Linked DNA regions of Mus musculus: all the other regions are linked to region 1. The links are chromatin loops, found by intact Hi-C in ENCODE. Cell type or tissue: left cerebral cortex. All regions are shown on one strand. Each heading gives the region's core, and the rest is flanking DNA. Links, peaks and the distances in the headings are about the cores only.

Evidence for each region. A loop is a pair of places that touch in the nucleus more often than their neighbours do. Peaks named below come from ENCODE experiments on the same cell type or tissue, not always from the same donor. Only the 100,000 strongest peaks of a DNase experiment are listed, where the experiment ranks them.
Region 2: a loop joins it to region 1, with 2.5 times the contacts of the local background. A loop is called at or near these places in 5 of 42 quality-filtered maps.
Region 3: a loop joins it to region 1, with 5 times the contacts of the local background. A loop is called at or near these places in 2 of 42 quality-filtered maps.

The regions. Positions count from the first base shown.
Region 1 is chr5:103,090,568-103,097,412 of GRCm38, reverse strand. All of the region lies in intron 2 of Mapk10 (mitogen-activated protein kinase 10), which reads left to right. Among named protein-coding and RNA genes, the nearest start is that of Mapk10, 120 kb to the left of the region's middle. In left cerebral cortex, for the core only: no CTCF peak of the experiment used is centred there; DNase peaks (open chromatin) are centred at 1,664 and 3,036; H3K27ac peaks cover 3,401 bases.
Region 2 is chr5:103,203,330-103,210,174 of GRCm38, reverse strand. It overlaps Mapk10 (mitogen-activated protein kinase 10), which reads left to right. Exons shown (of 14, transcript NM_001081567.2): 2 at 4,235-4,349. Among named protein-coding and RNA genes, the nearest start is that of Mapk10, 4.6 kb to the left of the region's middle. In left cerebral cortex, for the core only: a CTCF peak has its summit at 3,252; DNase peaks (open chromatin) are centred at 1,091, 1,847 and 2,070; H3K4me3 peaks cover 2,212 bases; H3K27ac peaks cover 2,000 bases.
Region 3 is chr5:103,017,971-103,024,815 of GRCm38, reverse strand. The region is part of intron 4 of Mapk10 (mitogen-activated protein kinase 10); the gene reads left to right. Among named protein-coding and RNA genes, the nearest start is that of Mapk10, 190 kb to the left of the region's middle. In left cerebral cortex, for the core only: no CTCF peak of the experiment used is centred there; DNase peaks (open chromatin) are centred at 1,869, 3,089, 3,685 and 4,496; H3K4me3 peaks cover 434 bases; H3K27ac peaks cover 2,514 bases.

The DNA.
Region 1 (6,845 bases), core at 984-5,983:
CTCAGTAAGAGTGCAATGTAATACCTGCACCAGTCCCTTCCCATTTCCTGTATTTCTTTGTCTTTAATGTTGCCTCCTAAGAAACAAACTGTGATGTTTATTCTGCAACAATGATATTAGAAGTTTAACAGTGAGCAAAGTAAGCTAAGATTGTTACAAGTAAGGTTAAATGAATCATAGCTTTGAAACTTCGGAGACTTCCTAGGATTACTGAGTTACTCTCTCTGGTTCTCCGGGAGCAACTGCCAAACATTTGAAAACACCCAGAAACTAGATCCTCGACCCCAGTGATGCTCCCTCTCTTGGCATGACCACGAGTGCAATTGCTTGCCACTGTTCATAAACAAGGAATTACACTTTCCAGTAGTAAAGAACCATTTTCCACTGGGGAGAGAATTGAGAGAGACATAGGAGACTATGCAAATAGAATATATAGATCTCAAGGCAGTGATGGATTACATAGGGAGTGGTTTATGTGTATGCAATGGCCATGCAGGCCAGAAAAGGGATGTCGATCCTCTGGGACTAGAGTTCTAGATGAGTATAAGCTACCATGTGGGCTGGTGATTGAGTCTGGGTTGTCTGGAAGAGCAGCCAGTGTTCTGAGTCATCTCCCTAGTCCCAAGTCTTGAGTTTTAAATATTAGTAAGTAGAGATATAAAGTTTGACATTCAGCGTAAGATGTCAGTTTAACTTAGAGACTCAGGGAGTTTTGCAGCATCCGTGGTGATGCATGAGGGCAGATGGAATGAGAACTGCATTGTCAGAATGGCATGGAGAGCCAGAGAAAGAGATGGGTGATAGCATGGAGACCCGGTCAGGATGGCATGGAGACACAGAGAAAGAAATAGGGCTCCTCACAAGGCCATCTCTTTTCCTGACTAATCAATCTATCCCCCAAGACCATGGTGCATTGAGGCAGAAGCCAGAAGACAAGAGCTGTCATAGACAGAGACTTCTGCCAGATTTCTCTCATAATCTTCATTCATTGTGTCAGAAACTAAATGTCTAAAAAGTCTTGGCTTACGAAAAGCAATCCAGTTTATCTTGGAATCCACAGCAAACCCCACGCTGAAACTGAAGGGGAGCCAATAACTGGTGGCAAGGGAGCCTGAAGGGTCCAATTCATTCCCTTGCTCTCTGTTCTCTCCCAGTGCTGGTCTCTCCATCCTTTCTCCCCATGTCAGTGAGTCCTTCACTTCCCCTCTTTTAAGTGAAAATGTGACTTTCCTCACTAGAAAGCACAATGATGCTGCTCTGCTAAAGGAGACAGTTACTCTGATGGCATTGTTCTTATGTCTCATCTTCACAAATGAAGATAGGATAGTTGTTTATTTTCTGTGGACAATATTTGCGGCCACAAGCATCTCGGTTCTTTCATATGATGTCTAAGAAGAGGCAGTGCTTATTTAGGCGTCTTAGAATATATTCTATTTGACTTTGAGAATATATACTTCAATTTTTTTCTGGGGTTTTGCACATTGGCACCTTTTCTTGGACTCCTAACATGCAAAGAGCTATCTTTCATAGTGGGCAATTGCTTCACTTCTGTGGGTTGCTCCCTCAAGTTTTACTTCAGTGAGAAAATTATTGGCCAGTTGGCGCGAAAGAACACAGGAAGTACATGATTGAGCTTGCTTCTTCCCAGCTATGATTTCAACAGTTATAGCATTGGCCACTGAGGAAAAATAATAGTTTGCTCCTCCCGTCAATCTGTCATGTCTTCTGGCGGTGTTGCGGCTCAGGAACGGCGTTGAGATTAATCAGTGTGGCTCTCGGTAACATGCTTCCTTGACACAAATACACTGTTAAGGCCCCGGGAAGTGTTGTCCGTGGCTTGTTTACAGCCATGGCTAGGTTTTCAGAAATGCTGACATTTGCTATTTGGCATCTTTCTTTGTTATTTTCTCAATTCTATGGAATATTTAAAGCCAGAGATTTCATGGGATTTAGACATGATTAAAAATTCAAAGACACATTGGTAGCTCTCTTCAAAGTTGAATAAGGGCTGCCTCTAAGTTATGTCTTCACACCAGAACTCCCTAGATGTCTGTTCAGAAGTACATATCAGTGGAAATAAGAGCTACTTTTATGATATACTTAACCTGTGATGTAGAGCAGCCTTCTACGAGTGTTATTTAAAACACAACAGAGCTTCTCTGTCTGGGATGTTTTAAGCCCTCCTAATGAGTACTTCAGATGCCCATAAATACGCCACTGTAAGATCCACAGTGAACTAAGCCACTCGCCTCTCGATGATGGCAGTGAAGTGTCCACTCAAGGCTTCATGCTCCGAGACAGATTTCTCTAATCAGGGCTCTCAGCTCCTTGGATGTGTTCAATTCCCTGCACACATTTACAGAACTCAGCTGACTCTTCTAGGATGAAGGATCTTAAAGCAGAAGGAACTACATCTTCTGCAGTTGGACAAAGGTCAAGGGCAGGGCGGGCCTGAGGCGCTCTTTCTAGATGCCCCGTTTCGCTGCACTTGGGCCTGGTTCTTGCTTCATATAATTTTCCCGCGTCCAGATGCAGGGCTTTCCTTAGTGCTCTTGCTGTTTTCTCTTTGCATTCTTTCAGGGACATTTGCATTACCAGGAACATGGCATGATGGCTCCCTTATTCCGATTCTGACTGCAGATGCCATTAGAGTTCCCAAATTGCGTGAAAAAACAACAACTTTGCTAGAGGATTTAGTACAGTAATTTTCCACCGTTTGTAAAAACCATAAGCAATGCACTTCTTCCAAGTTACTTCCAAACCTCGTTCTTTCCTGGCTTGTTCTCCTCCAGGGACAAAACAGACAGGCAGGCAGGCAGACAGACAGACAGACAGACAGACGAATTTTCAGAAGTTCTACTTTCATTCTTTAATCGAAGGCTGACAAGGAAGTATGGGGAAACTTTCATATCTTATATTTCATATTTTCATATTTTAGCAGGCCATGTTGCCTACAGTTATGGTGACCATCTTATGCTGCATGAGAAAAATCATAAGACTGTCCTTACATAACTGAATTACTAAATCAATGCCAGCAGCCACCCACCTCCAGATGTCTTTGAAATGATAAAATGAAATCCTATTTATGGGTTTCTCTCTCTCTCTATCTCTGTCTGTCTGTCTCTTGTTCTCTCTGTCACACACACACACACACACACACACACACACCACACACACATACACACACACACACACACACACTTTGGTTTTCACCATCAGACTCTCCTCACCAGGGAGGTGGCCGAGTTCAGAGTTTGAACTGGCCATGGAACTTCTTTTGGGTCTGTTGACCTTATTATCTCCTTCCTTCCTTTGGTTAGTTCTCTGTTAGCTCCTGCTCCATTCTGATTCCACTTTTGAAATGATTGCAGAGTCGTCTAGGCTGCTTTGAGTTTGTTAAAAATTTAGACCTCCATGATATCTTGATTAATGAGACCTCCATGTTCCTAACAATACAAAACTGAAGTCTATGGTCAGTTGCCTTGGAAATGTTTTGAGAGACTGCAACTTAACTGTTCTTTATTGGAGTACACTGGTATCACTACTCTTCAGATCTCCGATGGTTTTCTTCTGTGCATCTTTCTGCGGTGCCTCCTCTGTCTGCGCCCATGTTAAGTGTGAGATCTCAGGGTCTAGTGTGCAGTTTCCACTATGGTAGCATAACATTTCTGGCTGTACTTTGAGATTTCCTGGGGCCTTCCATGCCCATTTACCTCAGACTGGAGTTCTATTAGGCTGTGCACGCAGTAGGTTCTCTATGTATAATAGCATACTGTTTAGATGGTGACTGGTATGTTGAGATGATATAAAAACCTGTTTTCTGTTCTTTTCTGGAGTATCTGGGTTGTAAAAAGGTTCGAACCTGACACAGATTTAGAGACGCTCTAGAGTGGTGGTTCTCAACCCTCCTAACTCTGCGACCTCTTAATACATCCCATGGTGTGATGACCCCCAGCCATGAAATAGTTTTTGCTGCTGCTGTAAAACTGTAATTTTGCGACTGTTATGAATCATAATACAAATAATCTGACATAGAGTTATCTGATCTGCGGTCTCCAAAGGGGTTGCGACTCACAGGATGAGAACTGCTGCTCTTAAGAAAGATATTAAATTAACACTATAAGTAACATGATTTTTCAAATACTAACTCAAAACTGAAAGTGAAAGATACGCTTGGAAATATTAATGAAAAGACAGTAAAACACAGGCCGATTATAAGATGGCCAGGAAAATAACCACACGGCTTCACCAGGCATCAAAATAATCTCTAGGCACCACAAGGTGAAGTGCAGCTCTTGAGCCTTTATCTCTTTCGCTTTTTGCCTTTGGTCTTAGATAAAGACATAGATGCACTAAAAGAGCAAGCAAGAAAACAGAAACAAAATAAACAAAACCACACTGTGACTTTGTACTTAGCTCTGGCAGTTCAGCAGTGTCTGATATATAAGGAAGAGTCACAACAGCAACAAAGACAAACTTTGCTGAGCTTAGTCACATGTGGAGTTCTGGTTATTTTTATTCAGTCCTTAGAGCATGTCATCTCTTGCAACCTTTGCCATTCTGGAACATTCCCCGTGTGTTCAACAGGTCTTTGCTATGATGCTAGAGACCAGATTACCTCTGCCGTCTAGAATGCCCTTATTTCACAGCAAGACTCTTAGTTAGCCTTTAAATAAAATGTGTAGAGTTCATCAAGTCCCCCACAAAGCCTTGGGGAAGCCATTCTCGGGATGCTCATGTCACCAGAGACCACACATATGTTGTTGATACAGTATAGTGCATTCCTGCATTATGGCAGAGGTGACTAGTATGACCCCCTCCCTCAAGACTTTAATTTTATAAGTGTAAGAGATATGATCCACTTATCTCAGTAGATCAGTCCTAATGATGCTTGGGACAGAATAAGTACTCAATGAATCCATAGCAAATAAATGAGTGCCCAGAAGGGAAGCGACTCAGCATTACAATCCAATGGCTGTAACGTTGGTGTGGCTACCACAGCTTTTTGTATCAGGGCAGAGAAAAAGCATGGGGTTGACTGTACAATGATGGCTAACGATCAAGGATTTGCAAACAAGATACTTGGGTATATTACTGTATTAAGATTTGGGGGGTGGGGATCTAAGAAAGATACCTTGACGACAGTTGCCAACTTAATGAAGTAATTAAGAAACCTTAACTGAAGAAGGCACAGAGAAAGAACTGCCTGAAAACAGGAGCTCTAGTTTTTCATCTCAGTGATACCCTTTCTTCTTTGGTGTGAGCTGCAACGTCAGCCTGGCTTCTGCAGTGATCAGTAGATGTCTGCTAGTGGAACTGACATCAGTGCCCGTCCCTGTCCTCTAGGAGAAGCTTGACTGAAGCCTCCCTTACCGGAGTCAGCCTTCTTACCTCGGACGTGTCTGGTTATTCTAGACTCTTGTGGCTGTCAAGCTCGGGATGTGGTTGATCATAATGGTGTGATCAGGAGACTCAAGAGAAGACTATAGAGAAGTAACATCTCCCCTTTGCTTAGACTGGGAGGGATGACATGGTTAAGAGCCCAGACTCTACTGCTTTTAGGTCTCACTTGCTCTGTGAAGTGAGGTGAGCTCAGTTTTCATCTCATCAACGTAGTGGGGACAACAATAATGCTAACTTTACAAGGTTACAATGAAGTTTCCATGAGTCACCTCCCGGAAACTATGTGCACGGGTGTTGGTCAGCTATCCAGTGCTGTAACTCAAAATCTGAGATAATCCACTTTCAATGATTAAAAGGTTTCTGTTGGTTTATGCCTTTGTGGGCTTCCATTTCTGAATAGTTGGCCTTGTGGGCCTGTGACAAGGCAAGTGCACATTGATGGGAAATGTAGGGTAGACCGTTGCTTACCTCATGGTGCTCAGAAGAAAGGAAGGAGGGAGAAGGAAATAGGAGAAACATATATTATTCCCCAAATGACATAAACTCTCCTCTCTAGGCCTTGCCTCATGCACTCTCCACTCTCCCAATTGCACCGCTCTAGGCCTCAAGCCTTGACATTCCGTGTCCAAACCATAGCAGCTACTCAGTATGCATTGCAAGTACTAGTAAAGTGTCTGTTCCCATTCTTTGATGGTTTCATCAAAATCAGTGTGGTGTGTATAGGGTCAAGCAGGGAAGAGATATGTAAGCAAAACTGTTCACTATGTAAGTATTGGTTTTCTTGACTTGTAGAAATATCCAGATTGGTTTTGAACATTTGTCACTATGTGATTACTAGATTCTAGTTCTAAATGGAAAGATGAGGCAGTGGAAAGCATGGGATTAACTACCTATTAATTGTGTCTGGGGAGTGGGAGAGAATATCTCTGCTGATTGTAAGATGGAATATATTCTCAACCTTAGAGCGTATAAACCAATCACAGGAAGCATTCCCACGAAGTAACTCAGATGGACAGAACTTTAGCACCTGGATCCCCTAACAACCATCAATTCACCTTTTCAGTTTGCAAACAAGGTTGAGACCGCAGGTAATTGAGTGAATTTTCCAGAGGTGGAACTGGTTCAAAACTTGGCTCATAGGTTGTTTAATGATCTGTATAACTTCACTTGCAAGTACTCGACTCACACCCTTAAGTAATTAAACAGAGAAAAATAAATGACCCCTGTTAAGGATAAGGACTTCGGGTAGTCTGTGCTGTAATCTGTAGCACATGAAACAATATGTCCAGATGGACCTAGCTAATCAGCATCTTCATTGCCCAAGACCATAAACTGCAAGACATCCTCCCAACTCCTGGCTCCATAAAACATATGCATGACAAACAGGGGCAAGCTACCCGGGCTTAAACATGATTTAAGTCGTGTTTCTCAGGAACTCGGCC
Region 2 (6,845 bases), core at 656-5,655, 110 kb before region 1:
AGTGCTGAGATACTGTGTCCCCTAGAAATGTCAGAGCATTTTCAGAAAGAAAAAAAAAAGCTGTCATTGGAAAGGAGCTTGATGATACAGTTATCAGAATTTATGTGTTTGTGCTTCAGAGAATAAGAGTGCTTTATTTGAAAAACCTCCAAGTAAATCAGGTTATGGATATTTCAAGGAAAAAAATACATATCCTTTTCCTTCCGACATTTAAATAGAAGGACCTAGGTGCTGCTTTGACTCTCTTCTGCAGATAACTTTCAAGGGCATTGCAATTTGGCCACAGAAAGGAATGGCTTACCCCAGGGCACTAGGTTTTGAAGCAGCCACAAGGTTGTTTACATGCTCTGCGTTTGCTGCAGAGCGATGTGTCTGTGTGACGGAGATAACTTTCATGAACACAGGCTAAGTCATATGGGACAGGCCACAGCCGGGAGTGAAGGAAGGCTGCCGTTACCAGGCACCACTTTCTTTTGCCCAATTTCTGCCTCTTTCTAATGCTGCTTTTGCCAATCCTGGATGGGTTTGCAGGATGCTGGTCAATGCATTTAAAATGGTTGCGGTAATAGCCACTTCTCTCAGAGAGGCTTCAGTAGATGGCTGTCCTCAGTGAGCATGTCAGCACAGGAGCCATGCTCATGAATGGATTCAGGAGCCTCCAACTCCACTTTGGAATCATGGGGATATAGGGCTAGACAGTTTGATGTAGCAGTCCTGCTGCTTCTGCTGTGTGTTTCCTCTCTTTCGTTGGGGGGGGGGGTGTCTAGGTCTTACCCTTCAAATTGACACAAAGTACTAGAAAAGCAGATGAGAAAGGCGGTTGACCTTAAGCATGAGTTTCCAGCTTCCTTGTTGGCTTCTTCTTCCCTCCGGTCCTTCATAGCTTTCATTTTGGTCCTTCATAGCTTTCATTTTTCAGGGCAAGATTTTTGCAGTAGTAATGAAAAGAGGTTCCCAGTGACAGGGGAGCTGAGACACTACCTGGGGAGTGGCAGATTCAGCTGCCTCCAGCTTCCTGCTTGCTTTCCCCCAAAACAGCATCGGCTGGGGGAGGGGGATATGTTTGCATGCTGAAGGGGTGATTACAAACGGATCCCCCAGGGACCGAGTGTGCTCTCTCTGTCATTGTCTGGCGCATCTGCAGCTAGTACTACGGTTTCATAGTATGTGGTCAAGATGCTTCAAGGTTAAGAGGAACTGAGAGGTGACACGGATGCCATAGAAGTGTTATTTGAAATCTACAGCGAAACTCACTCGCTGCCAGTGTTGTGCTATAGGAATATCAGGAGCAAAGGAGATTTGCCTAAATGTAAGTGTTCAAAGGAATATACATATACTCAAAGTTATATTCTAGGCTCATGTAAACGAACCTGTCTCTTGGAATATAAGCTTAGCCACAAAGCCTTTCCATCCTGATGACAAGATAAAGACCCAGTGAGGTTTCCTTGTTTATTAAGCACGGGGTCAGGTGTGTTTTCTTCTTGCACCAGAGCTGACCTCAGGTGTTATTTGTAGCTAGAGGCTAGCTCTGGAGTGGTATGGCTGTGACTAAGCCAAGCAAGTCTTTGGTTGCTTGTCAGAAAAATGGGCTGCTGGCGAAGGCTGCCTTCAGTCTGTATGAGAAGCAAACGGATCCACACTGTAGAGGACTTCATCCCTGTACCCCTGCCCTGCTTCCTGTAAGGTTCCTTCCCAAGCTCTTGTTTGGCATGGTGGCAGTCTTTTATAGAGGGGTGCAGAAGTGTCCAGTAGCAACTAGAAAGGAGTGCAGTGCTCTCCTGGCTGCGGGCACGCAAAGGAGCTCCCTCCATACAGGCATCTGTGACTGCACCTTCTCCCCCGAGCTAGAGCTAGTGAGGAGGGGAGGGCTCCTGGGGAAAGCGGCCTACAGACTCCCGGGAGGGCAGCTGTATCATCAGTCAAGGCGAACAAAATCCATTTGTGTCTTCAGCATATTGAGATTATTTATTGCATTGCATAATCTTGTGTTGAGACCCGGTGCTGCCGGCTCGGGTAAGAGGGCTTGCTGCATATTGTTTGAGGAGAAGCTGTCATTTAGAAGGGAGCTTGTGTGTTAGTTACTCCTTACTGGCTTTCACACTGAAGTTCAAGTGTTTTGAGCAGACTGATCCTCCCAACCCCCGCAACACCCACAGTTTGAGTACATTTCAATCTCTCCAGCTAATTAGAGAAAGGAAAGTTAAAAATCTGTGTATTTTGAGGACCATTGTTTCCCTCATCTTTAACATAGAAAAACCTTTTTTTTTTCTTTTTCTTTTTTAATAGTGAATCTTGGTAAAATGAGTGGAAACAACATTGGGTAACAGTGAAAGATCTCTAAATCAAACTTATATGTATGCAAGCAGTTTCCAAACACACCTATTTTCAGCAATGAATTTTGTAGTCTAATTGACATTTTGGACCCACAACAAGCTACTTTGGCCTTTTTCACCATTGTCATCCCTGGTGCCTCCAAGATACAAAACCCATAGACTTCATAGAAGAGCGCTGGTGGGAATGGAAAGCCAAGCTTTGTACAGAAAGATAAATGATAGCGAGCTCTGGTGGAATTATTCCACTCACAACTGCTCACACACTCTGAGTGGTGTGCAGACTGAAGGTGCAGCCATGGCACAGGGCATCAGGCATGGTACAGGGCACCAGGCAAAGCACAGGGCACCAGGCATGGCATAGAGTAACAGGCATGGCACAGGGTACCAGGGATGGCACAGGGCACCAGCTATGGTACAGGGCACCAGCCATGGCACAGGGTACCAGGCATGGTACAGGGTACCAGGCAGAGCACAGGGCACCAGGCATGGTACAAGGTATCAGGCAGAGCACAGGGCACCAGCCATGGCACAGGGCACCAGGCATGGCACAGGGCACCAGGCATTGCTAAGCAGCCTGCACAGTAAGGGACAGGTTTCTACAAATTCCTCCCCTTACTCCTCCTCCCTCTTCCTCCCTAATTTCAGGATCAAGACAAAACATAAGCAACAGAGACTTAAAAGCTCTAAAAATTCATGTCAGTGGGTTTTCCTCATAGAAATAAAACCAAGTCCTGGTGTGTGGCTAGTGGCTGGCCTGGATGTACTAGATGCTTCCTAAGTGTGGGATCCTGGAGTCATTGTTCTCTTTCCATGTGGAAATGGGTCCTGAAACCACAGAGTATGAAGGCAGGCTCCTAGGACTACTTACTTGGCTGTGTTTATTTTGTGTCTCTAGGGGGAGCTTTTCTCTTCACACCAACCACCTCACCAAACAGTAATTTCCTGTCCCTTCAGATACTGTGTCATATCAGCCTAGCACACAGTGGGCACACTAGGCACACAATAGTTGTCTGTTAATTGAAAAATGCAATGCATGAAAGACGGTGAGATGGGTTTCAGGTGTTGGAGTCAATGCTCGTGTGGGGAGTTGACTTAAACAGTGAAGACAGGACAGTTTGATGGTCAGTACAATAGGAATGAAGAAGAGGAAGATACACTCTGCTTTAAAATGGCTATGTATGATGAAGCAGACCATGCCTGGATGTTAGAAGTAGATGAGAGGATGGTGGGGAAAGTATTCCTAGAAATTAACACCAGGGACGGTGATGAGACCCTTATTTGACCAGAAAGGGAGATAATTTCAAGATGGCGGCCATATTTGTTAAGCTGGATATCAAGCCTGAGGTTTGACAGTAGGAAGAACATTAAAAACTTGGCATGGGCCTTGAGACTCTGCTCTAAAATAAGGAAGGCAGCAAGGATAAGGAGTGGGTCTGTAATAAGATCAGATTACTATAGTGGCCTCTTTTGCCTCCAGAACAGCATCTGCTTAGTTTTTATGTTGTGGATACCAGGGGATTCTTTTTGTTAGTAGCTGTGTAGCCATTCTTCCAGTGAACTGTGCTGTAAAAAGAAGACTGTGTTCCAGTGGAAGCTGAACTGATTGAAAGTCCACAGTTAGAGAAGTAAATATCCTATCCATTCAGATACTTAGTAACTGAGTTCCATGGTCAGAGTTTACAAACTTCTAGCTGTTCTGCTACAGAGGCCACCAAAAGTTTCTTCATTTGCAACAGATTCTAACAGAAACTCTTACCTCAAATGTCCTATGTTGTTTCCTTGCCACCCCGGGGAAACTGTTCTATTGTATTTGATGTTAGTATTTTGGTTTTAGTCATGAAGATGAAGTTGAGTGTGGAATCTTAAAATGCAACTGAAGCATCGTTCTGCTCTGGTTTTAGGCTATTGTGAGAACAGCACCAGCAGGATCATCGCAGATCTTGGTTATGGCCACTCAGGCAAGACGCTGTTGAGTTAAGACCCCTTTCCCATAGATGAGAAGCCACAGAAGCAGTGGTAAGTGAAGCATCTTCAAGTATTCCTTAGTAGGATGCTGAGAGTCAACAAGACCCGTTTACCATATTGCCACATATCGCCTCATAGATGGATTTGAAGAAGCACTGCTCAAAATGGAGTCGATCTAGGCAAAAATCATTGGAAAAGAACATGTATATTAATTGATGGTGTGGTGCTTCTAATACTGTTCTGCATTATTCTGTGGTTTTGAGATACACCACAGCAATCTCCTCTATGAGCCATCCCAGTCTACATAGGATAGCTTCGGTTAATAACTCCATGTTATAGAGTAAAGGTTGGGTAGCATTCTTTTAAGTGGCCTTGTTTGTAGGCAGCATGTCACTCTAGTGGTTAAACTCTCTCAGTAGATAAATTGGTTCTGAGCTAAATTGTGAGTGGTTGATTCCAGAACCAAACCTCCATGCACCACCCCACCCCCACACCCCCTCACACACGTCATTTAGCTCTTCAGACACACAGGGAAGAGAACTCCATCACATTTGTGGATATTTTCAGCTACAAATTCATCTGCTCAGGAAACAACATTAAAGGTATAGTTAGTTGCTCTGCCTACTTAGAATAATCTGAAAAAAATGTATTATTTTATAAAAGATTAGCGCACCCAAATTCAATATCTAAAGTCAAATCTACACTTGCTTCATAGTCAGTCACCAAAGTCAGCAGTTAGTAAGCTAAAGTCGAGATAAGGAAGCTGTGGTCTGCCAAATAACATCTTTGAGGAACAGAATGCAGGATCAGTGCCTGGAAGACTCTGTGAAAGGAAGCTGTTGGTGTTGGCGATCAGTGTCTCATGTCCATTTGCCTGGTGGCTCCTTCAGAGCAAGGCTGTCCTGTGCCTTAATGTGGCTCTTATAGCTGCAGAAATCTGAGGAAATTAATTCTATAGTGATTTACATTATGGTTTTTACAATCTACCAACCATTCCACTGAAGATGCAAATCTAATATCCAAGGTCCACTATAGGGTGCTTTACAAAAATGTGTTGTGTGTTCATTATGAAGGAAGAATCATAGATAATTGCCAATAACCAACCACTTATGATTTATAACAATGACAGTTTTATATGGTTGACTATAATATGTTGCTATATGTTATGTAGTTAGAAGGTGTGCTCTATCCCCAGGTTAAACATTTATTTATTAAGCTAATACTTAATGAGAATCTATTGTGTAGATATGCTATTGATTTGTTGGCTAGATGGAATTCTCTGTCTTACAGGACTTCTCAGTTTAAGGAATGTGTCACTTACATGATGTGCTATTATCAGGACAAGATTGTATACTTGTGAAGTGTGGTTCCATAGACAGACATAGGGTTCAAAGGGATTTCAGAGAGAATCTCACAAATACAGAGAAAATTAGTCAAGAAGATTTCATGCAAGGGATATTTTGGTGGATGTTTATGTGTAGTAAGAGGTTAGCCAGAGGAAAACCCACAATCAATACATGGCGGGGACACTGATCACCATGGATAGAGAGGGTTACAGCAGACATGATCTCTTGGACAAAGCTAAGGTGTTTGGGTTTTATCCTAAAATGAATAGTTTTGGAGATCTTAAGTCAGAGAGGGATGCAACTGGCTTATTCTAAAATTGTAGATATTTCATCCACTAGAAGAATATATTATATCTTCTATTATATATAATGTAACATATATTATAATCAGAAATGGAAGGCAAAGATAATCATGCGTCATACTTCACAGGCTCCCAGCAAGCCCTGCGCACTCCAGATCATGTGCCTGTCCCTCCACAGCACAGTAGTCCTACCTGTCATTCACCTGCTGCTGTTCTTTGTAGAATGTATAACCACGTGGCTTTTCAATACGTATCTCAGTTTGTCTACACTTCAGTTCCACATTATTGTCATTAGAGCTTCTGCGGTCTTAATCCTCTAGTGATAACGTTCACACATAGAGCATATTTATGTGAGTTGGTGCACAGCATTTTATTGTAGGAATATACTAAAAATTTGCTTGTCCCTTTGCCGTTGACATTCAGACTGTATCACGTATATCTAGAATAATAAATATCAAGAGAAGGAATTGCTAAGTTTTGATGCATATGTGCCTTTAATTTTAATAAATAATTCAGAAAATATTTTTAAGTTGGACACAGCAATTTGTACTCACGGCGATCGTGAAGGAGAAGCTCAGAGCTTTCCCCTGTTCTTCATTTGCAAGTTCTTATATTCTCCTAATCAGGTGGATGTGTAATTATACTCATATAAGTATCAATTTGCATTTTGCTGATTACTAACGATGAATATCATTCCATTTTTCTTGATGCGGCCAATTGATGTTCTTCTTTTGTGAAGTGCCTGCTCCAGCCTTTTTAAGATTTATCTCTCAAAATTGGATCATTTTTGAATTCTTACTGTGTAATAAGCACTATACCGAACACTTTAAAAATATTAATCTTCAGTCATCTCTGTGGTTTACAGACCAGGGGAGGAAGGCAGAGTTTAGGAGTCAAAA
Region 3 (6,845 bases), core at 621-5,620, 72 kb after region 1:
TTTTTGGTTTTATATTTAGGCTTTTGATGTCCTTGAGTTTACCATTGCCAAAGATGAAGGCTAAGGACTGAGTGTGAACCCCCTATTCCATCTGGTTGATGTATTTGAGTTTGTTTTCCATTGCACAAGAGGAGAGCTGAGGATCGATCGAGCTTGAATCCTCTATTCCATCTGCTGTGAAGGCTGTCCCTTCTCCACTCTGTGCTTTTGATGTCCTTGTCAAGAGCGAGTTGTGGTGTGTGTCATCCTTCTTTCCCACTGGTCTATGAGTCTGTTTTCATGCTGATATTGGACTGTTTCCTTCCTGGGCTAGTTTGACTCTGTTACTGTGGTAAGTCACTGATCAAAAAGAACTTGGGGAGGGAAGGCTTTATTTGGCTTAGAGTTTGTAGTCCAGCATCATGGCCAGTCTAGGCAGGGACTCAAGACAGGAACTTAGAGGCAGGAACCAAAGCAGAGACCATGAAGGGATGCTGCTTACTAGTTTGCTTCCCCCACCCCCCAGCCCCCGGCTTGATAAACTATTTTTCTTAGACCACCTAACCAGGGATGGCACAGCCAACAGTGGGCTGGGCTCCTATACACCAGTTACAATCAAGAAAATGCCCTGCTGACATGCTTCCAGTCCAATCTGTCAGAGGCAGCTCCTCAGCTGAGAGTTTTTCTTCCCTGTCTCAGGGGACAGGCATCCCAATCTGCTTCTTGAGAGTGGTGGCCTCCATTCCTTCCCACTTGACAACACCTGGGTGCAAGAATGCAGAACATTCATATTTGACACTCAGAACCCTACTTGGGTCTCTGAGGAAGATGTGTGCTGGGGTGGAGCAGTGGCTCCCAGGTGGTACAATGCAGGGGTTTCTGACCCATGCAGAAGGCACTCTAATTTAGACAGCAGTTCACTTTTCAAGTTTACTATCCATGCATGCCCTGGGTGTCTTCTGGGATGATGACATGAACTCCAGACTACTGTGAGATTTTAGGTTACTTATATGTAATGGAATATAAGCCAGGGTGGTGTGTGAAACTTCCCAATAGCTAGGCTTTGCAGCATTATTTGCTCTGACAGGATGTGGGGGCTGATTTTCACTCTTATACACTGCAGGGGTGACAGTCACGGCAGGGGGTGACTATTGAATACATCCTTGTTGCTCTGAATATTTATCATCTATCTATCTATCTATCTATCTATCTATCTATCTATCTATCTATCTATCTCTATCTCTCTATCTATCTATCTATCTATCTATCTATTCATTGTCTACTATCTGTCATCTATCTACCATCTACTATCTATCTATAATTATTATCTATCATCTATCAATCTATGTATTATGTATGTATGTATGTATGTATGTATCTGTTATCTATCATCTGTCATATATCAGTCTATCTATCATCCGTCTACCTATCTTATTATCAGATGATAGATATGATCTATCTGTCTGTCTATCATCTATCAATCTATCATCTGTGTATTATTATTATCTATCATCTATCTATCAATCTAGGGTCCACCATCCAGAAGGAGAGGGACACAGACAGCCTTGCACCTCTTGGGCAGTTTCCTCACATCCTTCAATCCTTATTCTTAAGTCAGGATCATTCTGGCTGAATGATCTGAAACAAATTAAAAAGACTGATAGGAGCTTAAAGGGAAAAGATAAGGAGGGTGGGAGCCAGCATTCTGTTTAGCCCTCTCAGAGACAACACGACAGAAAAGCACTAGAGCCTCCAAATGGCCAGAAGGGAGTAAATCCACAGTGGAAGTTTAATGGACAAGGCCCAAAAGTGATGCTTTTCTTCTGCTCCCTCCTACAGGCTGGGACTCCGTCACACAGCTACAATCTAACTGTGTGGGAGGCCAGAGTACCCAGCAAAGGGAGAAACGCTAGGGCTCTGCACCCTATGAGCTTTCTAAAGCAGTTAAGTTCTGGCTAAATAGAGCTAAATGCAGCATTTTTTCCTGCAGCTTCCAGTTGAGCCTGCATTTTCTCCATTGTGGCAGCTTTACATCATCTTTACACTGCCTTCTCCCTCCGTGCTCTGCCTCCTTTCCCTCCAGACTAGAGCCTCTTTAAGGCACAGGAGTCAAGCTTGCTTCCAGCTCTAGTTCCGCAATCTAGCACACTGTGTGGTGTAGAGCAGTCACCAGCAGATACTGCTGGTGAGCTCCTGGTTTTCTCTGCTATCTCTTTTGTCCACACCCAGCTTTCTGGGATCCATTTTTTTTTTCTCTGTACCAAAATATGCTGAACTATTCTTGTCGAGTTAGAGTCATGTCAGATGTCCGGTCTGCACATTATTTGATTTGACACTTTTGGACCTAATCACCTGGTTTGGATACCTTTATCTGAGCATGTCATCTTACCTTTCTTATTCTTGGGTGGAATTCTTTGCTGCCAATTTAGCAGTGCAGATTGAGTCCTCACAGATAAAGGAAGCCTACAATGTTTAGTGGCAGGAAAAGCGTATCCATTATGAGAGAAGGAATCCTGGGTGTTAAAAGGCACACGTATGAAGGACAGCAGGCGTCAGGGACAGAATGACACAGAAATAAAGGGAGAGACAGGTGCCACATTCATAAAGGAGAAGAATGAAAGCCAAGACAAACGAGCGCAGAAAGCAAGCAGAAGACTCCCAGAGAGAAGCAAAGAGAAAGGGGACTGGGAAGAGAAATGAGGATTGTGACAGAATAGTTTTCCAGGATGGAGGAAGGTACTGATGGGATTAATTTTGAAAGGAAGCAATAACTCCTTTTGAAGAAGTGAGTTTGAGTATCGCTCTTACCTTGGCTATCTTTGGATCATATTTGATAAGCTGTTCAAAATGTCTTCAATATTGTCACTGTGCTGTGAAATAGAGATAGAACTTTGATTGGACTGTGAAGTCTTCACCACAAAGACAAAAAGGGTTTGTTTGGCTAGCGGTTCAGTTACTCCAAGCCTCTGGCTGTGGATCACTGCAGCGGCTGATGGGAGCAAGCTTTTCACCCCAGGGCCAGCTAAGAAAGGGAAGTGGGAAGGGAAAGGGAAATTAGAGAAAATGTCAAAGACCATTGATCACAGAGTGGTTCCTGTGCCAGTGACACCCCCACATCTTTGAGCTTGGAGCGAGATGGATCTCTTTGGCAGAAAAGCTAGCGCTGGCTCAGCGGTGTCTACACTGTGCCAGCATAACCCGGAAGTGTACGTGAATCAGCTCTGGTTTTTACACCACAGTGTATGTTTTCAATGCTGTATTACTTTACTTTCATTCTGACGTGTCTGCCTTAGAGGTGATCGATTAATAAAAGCCACACTTGGATCATTTGTCCCTGATCCCTTCTCCATTTTTAGGGAAATACTATAACCATGTTTTCTTGCACATGGAAAGGATTGTTTTTTGAACTACCAAAAATAAATTATGAACCTCAGTGTTTATATAGGAATTTCTAGATAGTTGTCAGCTTTGGAAACGTGTGTGTGTGTGTGTGTGTGTGTGTGTGTGTATGTGTGTGTGTGTGTGTGTGTGTGTATGTATGTGTGTGTATGTGTGATGATTTATATGCACATACCCTTACACAACGAGGAAAGCTTATCTTTGATCTTGATGCTGTATGCAGATAAAGATCTAAGCAGCACTCTTTTCTCCCAGGGCTGAGCAGGGACCCTGAGCCACAGCTGCTTCACTGCTCTGTGCTGCTAAGCAACAATGCGTGGTTGATTAGATGCAGTAAATGCATCTTTGGCTTAGGATATTTTCAACTTGTGATAGGTTTATTGAAATCCAACCGCACTCTAAGTTGGTAAGCATCTGTTTCCTAAGAGGACAAAGGGAACATTTCTGTATTACAGTCCATGAGGATGGAAAGGGATTGGCTTTGGGCGTCATTGACTTTGAAATGTAAATTTTTTCTTGTTAGAAGTATTTCTATTCATTTCTTAATTTCTAAGACTTGTTCTCCAACTACTGTGCTGGTTTCCAGCAAAGCAATAATTGAGATAATATACTGGTTTATTTTGGTTCATAGTATTTTTAAAAATACTTGTGCATATATGCATGTGTGTGTGTGTGCATGCATATATGCCTGTGTATTTGTGTCTGGGTGGTATATGTGTTTATGTGTATGCAAGTATATGTATGTGTATGTGTGTGTGTGTGTATGTGTGTATGTGTATGTGTGTGTGTGTGTGTGTGTGTGTGTGTGTGTGTGTATGTGTATATGTATTTGTATGTCTGGGGTGGATGTTAAATGTATACTCAATTGCTCTTCATCTTATTTTTTGAGACACCGTCTCCCACTGAAAAGATAATTCACCAATTTGGTTGGCCAGCGACTAATCTCCAGGGACTGCCAGTGTCTCGGTGCACACCCATTCCAGTGCCCGTGTTATAGGAGCAGTTCCACAGCTGCTCTTCTGCCTGGATGCTGGGGATCTGAATTCACCTCTCTGCTGACTGAGCCTCCCTGTCAGTCTCCTGCTCCAGTTTGAGGTGTTGCTGCCCACGATGAGTTGGCTGTGTTGCTTTGTAGCTTCGGTGGCTTACCATGATAGGGAGATACAGGAGCATGTGAGCATGTTTTCCCATCTTCACTGAAGATGCACATGCAGTTATCTAAAGCTTCCTGCTAGGCCAACAGTACCACAGGCTCATACTGTGCCTTTACTGCATAAGCAGTAGAGAGATGCTACCCATATTTTAACTACTAGGATCCGGCTCCCTTTACTCAGAGAGCACTTAACATAACAGAGACATTATAATGCCCATCTTTTTATATATCATAATAGTATGTATTTACATTAGCATTGTAACATCCCAGCCTTATTGAATAATAATAACCTCTCTATATTTCAACAATCTCATGAAATTGCTATTCAGAAACATTTTAAAATAACCATTGTGATATAAGACATTCTTGGTTTTAAGAGTCCTTTAACTGGAACTGAGATCTTTTAACATTTAGTGAAATCTACACAAATGTTCAACATGCTGCAGCTCTCTATATGATGTGTGCTCTGTGAACGTAAACTAAAACTATCACTTTAATCACACCAGAAAAGAAGTAGGTAATTTGATGTCTCTTGGACGAAATATTGATACCCCCTATTGTATTTACTCACAATATCTATTAATAATGTCGTTTGGCATGATAATGCAATATAGTTAAAGTTTCCTCATAGTTTCACTAACCGTCTTAGCGTTTCCTATCTCCTCTTGCCTATTTTACCTGGTTAACCAAAAGGCACACTAGGGAGAAGAACTCTTAGGTTTGTAAACATTTTTGTTTGTTTGTTTGTTGTTTGCACTTGTGACGTAATCCACTGCTGAAGAGCTAGAAGAATGTGCATGAATTAGACACAGATAGGAAGCCATTCTTTACTTTTTGTCTTGTGTGTATTTCCTTTTCTGTCTTGAGTTCTTCCTTGAAGTCAGTCAGGCTCCTCTTCACTGCCATTCTATACAATTTAGCAAGCATTTATTTCACATTTCACACCTACTGTGTTCCAGGTGCCAGGCTGAGTGCTGGAGCTATAGTGATAAGCCAGAATTCTCACTTCAAGCATAGCTTTCTCCTAGAGATAGGGTCTGCTTCTGGATACCTAGGAGATAGGACCCAGCTTGCGATGTTGGATGCAAAGAGCTGTGTCTGAACTCTACCTTCCCTTTGAGTCAGAGCTGCTGTGTTGTTCCGGGAAATAGGCAACCATTTCACAGAGATCTGGGGATCTTTATAGCGATATCGTTCCTTATTTGCCCAAAGCCGTGGCTTTTCCATCTCCTTTCATAACAAGAAGAAACATTGTAGAGAGCAATGGGCAAGCTCTCCTACACACTCCTATTTCATTTTGCTTTCGTTCATTGTCCTGACTCAGGTCTGGCTCCAGGGAGACCTGGGAAAGTTCGGTCTACTGAATCTTAAGAGCCTTCTAAAGCTCATTTTCCAGGAACTGCCAGCAGGGAGGAGATGGATCTTGGTTCATCAGCCCCCGAAATAGTCTTGAGTTTTTTAATCTGATGTCCGATCTTTGTTCTCAATAATCTGACATTGACTTTGGGGCCTTTTTTTCCATCAATGGGGATTTCATTTCTTGATACTGGTACACCAAGCTCCTGGCAGCTGCACTATGTGGATTATGGACAATGAATTCTCAAAATTGGCACAACGAAACAGCAGGCCTGTGACGAATGAATGGGCTAACTTTCTATACTAAAGCTGTCACCTCATATGGCTCTTCCCTCTGCTTCCTCAAGACGGATGGCAGTGAATGGGACCCTGACAAAGCCTTCATCAGATGAATGAATGGCAAACGAATCCTCAAGCAGGTTTATGGATGGCTCTGGGGGCCTCTTCTGATTTGAAACACACTCATTTCTTTCTGAATGTGCCTTCTTCACTCTTTGACTTCCAAAGCTTGTCTTTTAATAAGGTTCTACTTTCATTGCTGAGGGAAACTCAAAAACACAGACATTAAAATCATATTTATGAAATAGGTACTATCATTTACACAAAATTGCTCAGTCCCAGCCATAGAGAATGAAATCTTTTTTTTTTTTTTGGTTTGTTTGTTTTATCCCATGCATAGAATAGATATTACTGCTGACTTCAAGTCTTGATTATTTTAATTTTTTTTTGACTCCATGAATTATTTTGGGCCAAGAGAACCAAGGAGAGCCCTTCTAACCTGGCTCTTAAATGACTCTAGGGCACTCTTTGCTCTTTGCTTTGTTCTGTCTTAAAACAATTTGCTAATGTGACTAAGTTAGCAGGACTCTGGGTCTCCTGTTAGTAGATCTTCAGATTTTTCTAGAGGAATAGTTCAAAACCTTTAATCTTTGTTCATGTCAGAAACCATAATCGATTT